Regions from separate parts of the Homo sapiens genome. Here region 1 is linked to region 2. A link is a loop called in an ENCODE intact Hi-C map of the cell type or tissue named here. Cell type or tissue: PC-9. All regions are shown on one strand. Each heading gives the region's core, and the rest is flanking DNA. Links, peaks and the distances in the headings are about the cores only. Region 1 has its middle 18 kb from the start of CDC42EP3. Region 2 overlaps LOC107985869 (a long non-coding RNA gene).

Region 1 (2,921 bases), core at 132-2,631, 79 kb after region 2:
GGAGTAACAACAGAAATTCAGACAAGCAGGTGGGACATAGCAACCAAGACAATTGAGCAATGTCCAGATAAAATGCAGGCAAACACCAGGTTAGAAGGCAGAAGTAGCAGAATGGTTCGTTCATGGTCAGAGCTGGGTGAACAAAATTGAGTGGGTGCCATCTGAAATCCCAGTACTTCATGGAGATCTATGCCAAAGCCAGGCTCCATTCCCTGGGGAGAGAACCCAGCAATTAGAATTGCAGGGAAATATACTAGGTACCCAGAATGAGAACTCAAGTGAAGCCCAGTTCTATAAAATGAGGTGGACATAGGACACTTGGAAACAAGTGACAAACTGTAGAGCATCTAATGATGGTTTAGAGCATGTAGTGAAGGATTCTGATGATCATTCCGAGACCACATGTCCCAGCAGCAAAACCTTGGACCATGACATTGAAGGTCACACATTACTAGGGCAAGATACAGGTTATAGGAATGTACATTGATTCAGCAGAGGGTGGTTTGATGAAAAATATTTTAGAGCAGAATTAAGGTTGACTTATCAGTTAGCTCAGTTGGCTGGGCTCTGTGTGAGTGGCGGGGTGCTGACTCCCAGAGCAGGTGACTCCATCTCACTGCCTCATGGCCACAGGCCTCTTCTTTTCTCCTGCCAGTTACCCTATAAATGCTGGATGCCAGCCATGGGCATGACGTGAATCTGTGCTATAGCAGGTGCTCAGCAAGTGTCAGATGAATGCAGGGACAGAGGATTGAATAAATGAATGCAGCAGCTTTTACTACAAAGAAAAGTTATGGAACAATAAGAATAGAATCACATCCTTTGTAATTAAGCCTGCAGACATCCTTAGTGCTCTGTTCTCTGCACTTTGGAAGATAGAATTCAGTCCTCTGAAAGCATTTTAAGAGCTGTGTAGGAAAAGACAAACAAGCTTAGAAGAATTCAGTGAAAGATGAGAAGCCAATTGTCAACAACAAATTTGAAATTCCTATTCAAGGCCAGTAGAAACCAGTAAACAAAAAAATGTTTTAGTCAGAGAGAGTTAATCACTTCATTAATACTTTAATACCTATTTGAAATTGACTGACTTATCAGTCCTGGCATATCTCCTTTGCAATGCATTTAAAGAGGAGTGTAACATAGGATGGAATCCAAGGTGTCACATTCTCAGCTTACTGGTGATTATACAAGGAATGTGGACTAGACCAGTAAAGTCTGTCCTTGAGCCCTGCAGGATCCAAACCTGTGTCTGAAACCCGGTGAATCCCTGTGTCGGGAAGGCATGTGGACCTCTGCTGCCCCAGCACTCATCCCTAGCAAAGGGCCCTTCGCATTTCCTAATTAGGTTATATTCAGTGTTCACAGGGCTGGTAATGGATGAGATACTGAAGTGTAATCACAACCGATATTATTCACGTCCCAGGAATGTGCAGCCGAGGCTGCTCTGCTAGCTCCAACGGAAAACAATGGCGTGGTTGACAAGTAGCCTTTTTACATTTCAGATTCTGATCCAGATTTAGTCCTTCTGTTTGGTCATGATTGCAGAATACATATCTAGAGAGAAGAAATAAACATGCTGTAAATTCAATTTCTTGGGTGTTTGAGGCTCTCTAAGTCCTATACAGACTGGCATAGCCTGCCTGTTAGAATGTTCAGAAATGAGGCTAACTGGGGCAGTCTCTGTGTCTGGTTTGCGATGTCTGGTTGATTAGAGAGGCCCAAGAAACCACAGAAAAGGTAATTAATTTAATCAACAGGTGTTATGCCAGGCATTGTCCTAAAACAAAAGATGAAGGTAAGTGCCTATTCTAAAATTCTTTGTGATCAGGTGAAAACGCCAGACAAAGCATGCTAGCAACTATCCCAAGTCAGATGCAACTCAGTACTATAATGGAGGAATAAACAAAGTATTAATTATTGGCCAGAGCAGAGGATAATTAACTCTGACTAAGGAAAGGGGGTTGACCAGGGGGAATCTTAAAGGATGAGTGAGAATATATGAAGGAAGGGGCTGGGGTGTACATCCCAAGAGATATGAAATGGAACAGAGTCATGGGCAAGGAGGGAAAAATCACCCAGTAAAAAGGACCCCAGAGCACTTCACAGAGGAAGTGATGCTTCTATTGAGACTTGGAGGATATGGAGGTAGCAGATAGTCAGATGGAGAGCAGGGGAAGGGCATTCTAGAAAGAGGAGGCAGCACTGCACAGAGTGAGGTGAAAGAACATAGCAGTGTGGGATGCCATGTGATATGGTTTGGCTGTCCCCGTCCAAATCTCATCTTGTAGTTCCCATAATCCCTGTGTGTCATGGGAGGGACCCAGTGGGAAGTAATCGAATCATGGGGGTGGTTAACCTCATGCTGTTCTCGTGTTAGTGAGTGAGTTCTCATGAGATCTGATGGCTTTATGACGGGCTTTTCCCCCTTTTGCTCAGCACTTCTCCTTGCTGCCACCGTGTGAAGAAGGACGTGTTTGCTTCCCCTTCCACCATGATTGTAAGTTTCCTGAGGCCTCCCCAGCCATGCTGAACTGTGAGTCAGTTAAACCTCTTTCCTTTATAAATTACCTGGTCTCAGGTTTGTCTTTATTAACAGCGTGAAAATGGAGTAAGACACTGGGGATGGTAGAAGATGAGGTTAGAGAGGTAGGCACAGCCAGGGAATGACAGAATATTTTTGTAGTCAGCTGAGTACTTTGTATTTTATCCTGATGGCTATGAGAAGCCACATGCGGTGGTCCAATCTATTTGACTTGGTGACTAATGGGATCTGGGGAGAAGGTGTAAAGGAACCAGGTGAGATATGATGACAGCCTCAACCAAAGATATAATTGACAAATAAATGGCCTCATGTGATCCCATAGGTTTCACTAGGCAGGAGAAGAAAATAGAATAATTCTCCTATCAGTAATATTATTCTC
Region 2 (2,921 bases), core at 157-2,656:
TGCCTTTGGACTTGAAGTGTACCTGTACCTCAAGCCTGCCCGCCTTCATACTGTAACTACACCATTGGCTCTCCTGGGTCTCCAGCTTGTCAACTCACCCTACAAATCTTGGGCTTTGCCAGCCTCCATAATTGTGTGAGCCAATTCCTTCTAATCTCTCTCTCTCCCAGTAGTTCCTTTTCTCTGGAGAACACTGACTAATATAGGCACTTCTGTATTAAGAGCATTCTGAACAGCATTATGTTGCTAGGGCCCTGCAATGGGAGGCACCTTCTCACTTTCATCACCTGGAACCTGCTCATCCGCATGACACAGAGGAGGTATATGTGACATTTGTTCACCTGCTGACCCCTTTGTCACAGTGTCCCCTTTTCCGTGGGTACTTCTGTCCACATCCTCTCCTAGAGTGTTTGCCTCAGAAGTGCTTGAGAGGATTAGCATCCAGCAAAAAGTAGGCTCTGCAATTAAGGCTCAAATTAAGAAAAACAAATGAGTTTACACTGGCCTTGGGTATTTCCAGTAGCTGGAAAATCCCACTGTTGGAAACCTACTGAAGTCATCTCAATACAGTATTTTATAGATCCTGCAGCAGCAGGAGATGAATTAACCCGAGAAGACCATAGTGGCGGGGCAGAAAGAAAGCCTGTCAATGACCAGATCTTTTAAAAACAAAATGGCTGTTTCTGTTTTGGTGTATGTGTGGTTGTCTTTATTTTGGATGCTAAGGCGCGTTTCTTTCCCCCCCCACCCCGCCGAGAGTTTCAAGAAAAGAGAGCCCCATCTTCAATTCACTATCCAGGCAAACAACAGTGAGCATGGCTCCTCTTCCAAGATCCCACTCCAAAAAGTGACACCAGGTTTTTGACACAGACAGCCTGTGGGCACACTGTAAAGAAGTGGACTTTGTTTTGACAGGGGCCTGTGGAAGCGGACTTTTAGTGCTCAATCCCTTAAACACATAGTGTTATGAATATGGCTTTGACGATTGTTAGCAAAAGTGGATTTGTCACACAGCCATGAAACCAGCAGCTGTGTCTTTGCCACAGAGTTTGACCCCATCCTGCATATAGACAGGCATCGTGTGTAATTACTCAGCATTTGCCACACAACACAATAAACTCGGGGTCTGCCCACTGGGGACATTTATGTGTCACAGTGGACTGGATTAGGACCGAAAAAGAATAGTTGTGGTGTACGCTCCATCCCAACTGCTCATTCCCTCTCCTTGACCTACCCTTTGTGGGAAGCCAGGAATGCTAAATATTTCTTGTAGCTCTGCCCAGTCCTCTACTTTATTTACACTCCCCCCAACTCCCCAGCCTTAGCCCTGTCTCCTCCTGTGGCAAGCTCAGGCTTTCTTCCCTGAGCTGTTGAACAACTACATTTTTTGTCTGAGATGATACATCAAAGGTATTTCAAATAAAGAAAGACAAAAACATAAAATGATGTCTGCTGGACAGCCAGCCGTGCTCTGGCAAGGATAATATGCAATCTTACTTAATGGACTTCCTGATATTGACAAACTGTACCAAAGTTTCTAGGCCAGAGATAAAACAACTTTTTTCAAAAAGTGAAATAAGATAGAGGCAGTTGAAGGAACAGGAGGTGGAAGATTGATGGGGAACATTTTTAAAGAACCCACGGGCCACTCTGTATGTTTGTTTCCTGAAGGGCAAAATTAAGCCCTTAGAGCAGATCTTTCATTTTTTGGTTTCTTTTCTAATTCTAGAATCTCCTCTAACCACAATGGGCAAGACAAGTGGGAATGTGACTTCCCCTAGAGTTATTGCTACACATTTGTGAGGACATTTTCTTCAACAAGTTTGTTTTTCCCCAAAATACATTTCCAGGCAGTATAACCCTAGAGGTGGAGCCTCAGGGAAGCTACACATGCTTCAAGTGTGCAGTAATTGCAAATTGCTAAACAGAAAAATACAGGTATGGCCATGTGTCCAAGTCTTTGTGGGGCATGCTCCACTCATGCCTGTTGACCTGGCATGATTATTAATAGTTCTCTCTTTCAAAAATGTCCAGTTTGGATAATAAATTCTATGAACACCCTGACTTTCACCAAATGTACCATTTCTGAGGTCCATTTCAAACATGGTGTACAAATAACTGGTTCTACAGCCGGTCTGGTGGTCAGCCTGGCCCTGCTGAGGGGAGGGATGACATCTGAATGCACAGCCAGGTGGCACGGTGGTCTCAGAGGCTACAGTGCTGCTAGCCCCTTGGGGTAGGTCCTGAGCTTGGCACCCCGCTGCTGACTGCATGTTGCAAATGAGATTTTTGTTTTAAAGCCCTAGACTTGAAAAATCAGACACTTGGCTTTTGAACAGAAGGCAAAGCAGATATCTGGGTCTCTTCTTCCCCACCTCAAGTCCTCATTGTCATGGAGACTCCTTAACATCTGTGAGTGGATATGACCCCACCAGCTGAGGCAGGCTTCTCTTAGCCCCATTTTCCCTCCATGATGGGTGGAACATCCTTAGGTAGAAAGAAAAACACCCAACATACTTTTATTAGCAAGTGTCAAAAATGTATCAGAGAGTTTTCTCTGATGTCCATGCTTATCCAATCAAGCTATTTGCAATTCCATGTGAGTGTGGGGTTGGAGGTAGGAGGTAGATTTTGGAGACTGGGGAAGAGGAGCAGAGAAGGGGTTGATTTGTGGTGTATCCTCAAGGCATGCACTAAATATTTGACCAATGAGTATGTGAATAATTGCATCTGTGGAGGAGATTTTTGTCCAGTCAATAAATTTTAGCATATTAGAGTTTTGCTTATCTTTAACAAAAATTCATAGTAACATATGCACTCATTTCCAGACATTTTTTCCTAAAAATACTACATTTGGGTGTGTTTCATTTTACTCCTTAGGCAAAGCTGATTTATAATTCTGACAGTGCACCTACAAAATG

What was found. Peaks named below come from ENCODE experiments on the same cell type or tissue, not always from the same donor. Only the 100,000 strongest peaks of a DNase experiment are listed, where the experiment ranks them.
Region 1: it touches region 2 in a loop (8-fold over the local background); 16 of 110 quality-filtered maps call a loop at or near these places.

The regions. Positions count from the first base shown.
Region 1 is chr2:37,687,691-37,690,611 of GRCh38, reverse strand. No RefSeq gene overlaps it. Among named protein-coding and RNA genes, the nearest start is that of CDC42EP3, 18 kb to the right of the region's middle. In PC-9, for the core only: no CTCF peak of the experiment used is centred there; DNase peaks (open chromatin) are centred at 631 and 1,281; H3K4me3 peaks cover 376 bases; H3K27ac peaks cover 2,145 bases.
Region 2 is chr2:37,767,016-37,769,936 of GRCh38, reverse strand. The region is part of intron 2 of LOC107985869 (a long non-coding RNA gene); the gene reads right to left. Among named protein-coding and RNA genes, the nearest start is that of CDC42EP3, 97 kb to the right of the region's middle. In PC-9, for the core only: no CTCF peak of the experiment used is centred there; a DNase peak (open chromatin) is centred at 1,306; H3K4me3 peaks cover 461 bases; H3K27ac peaks cover 2,244 bases.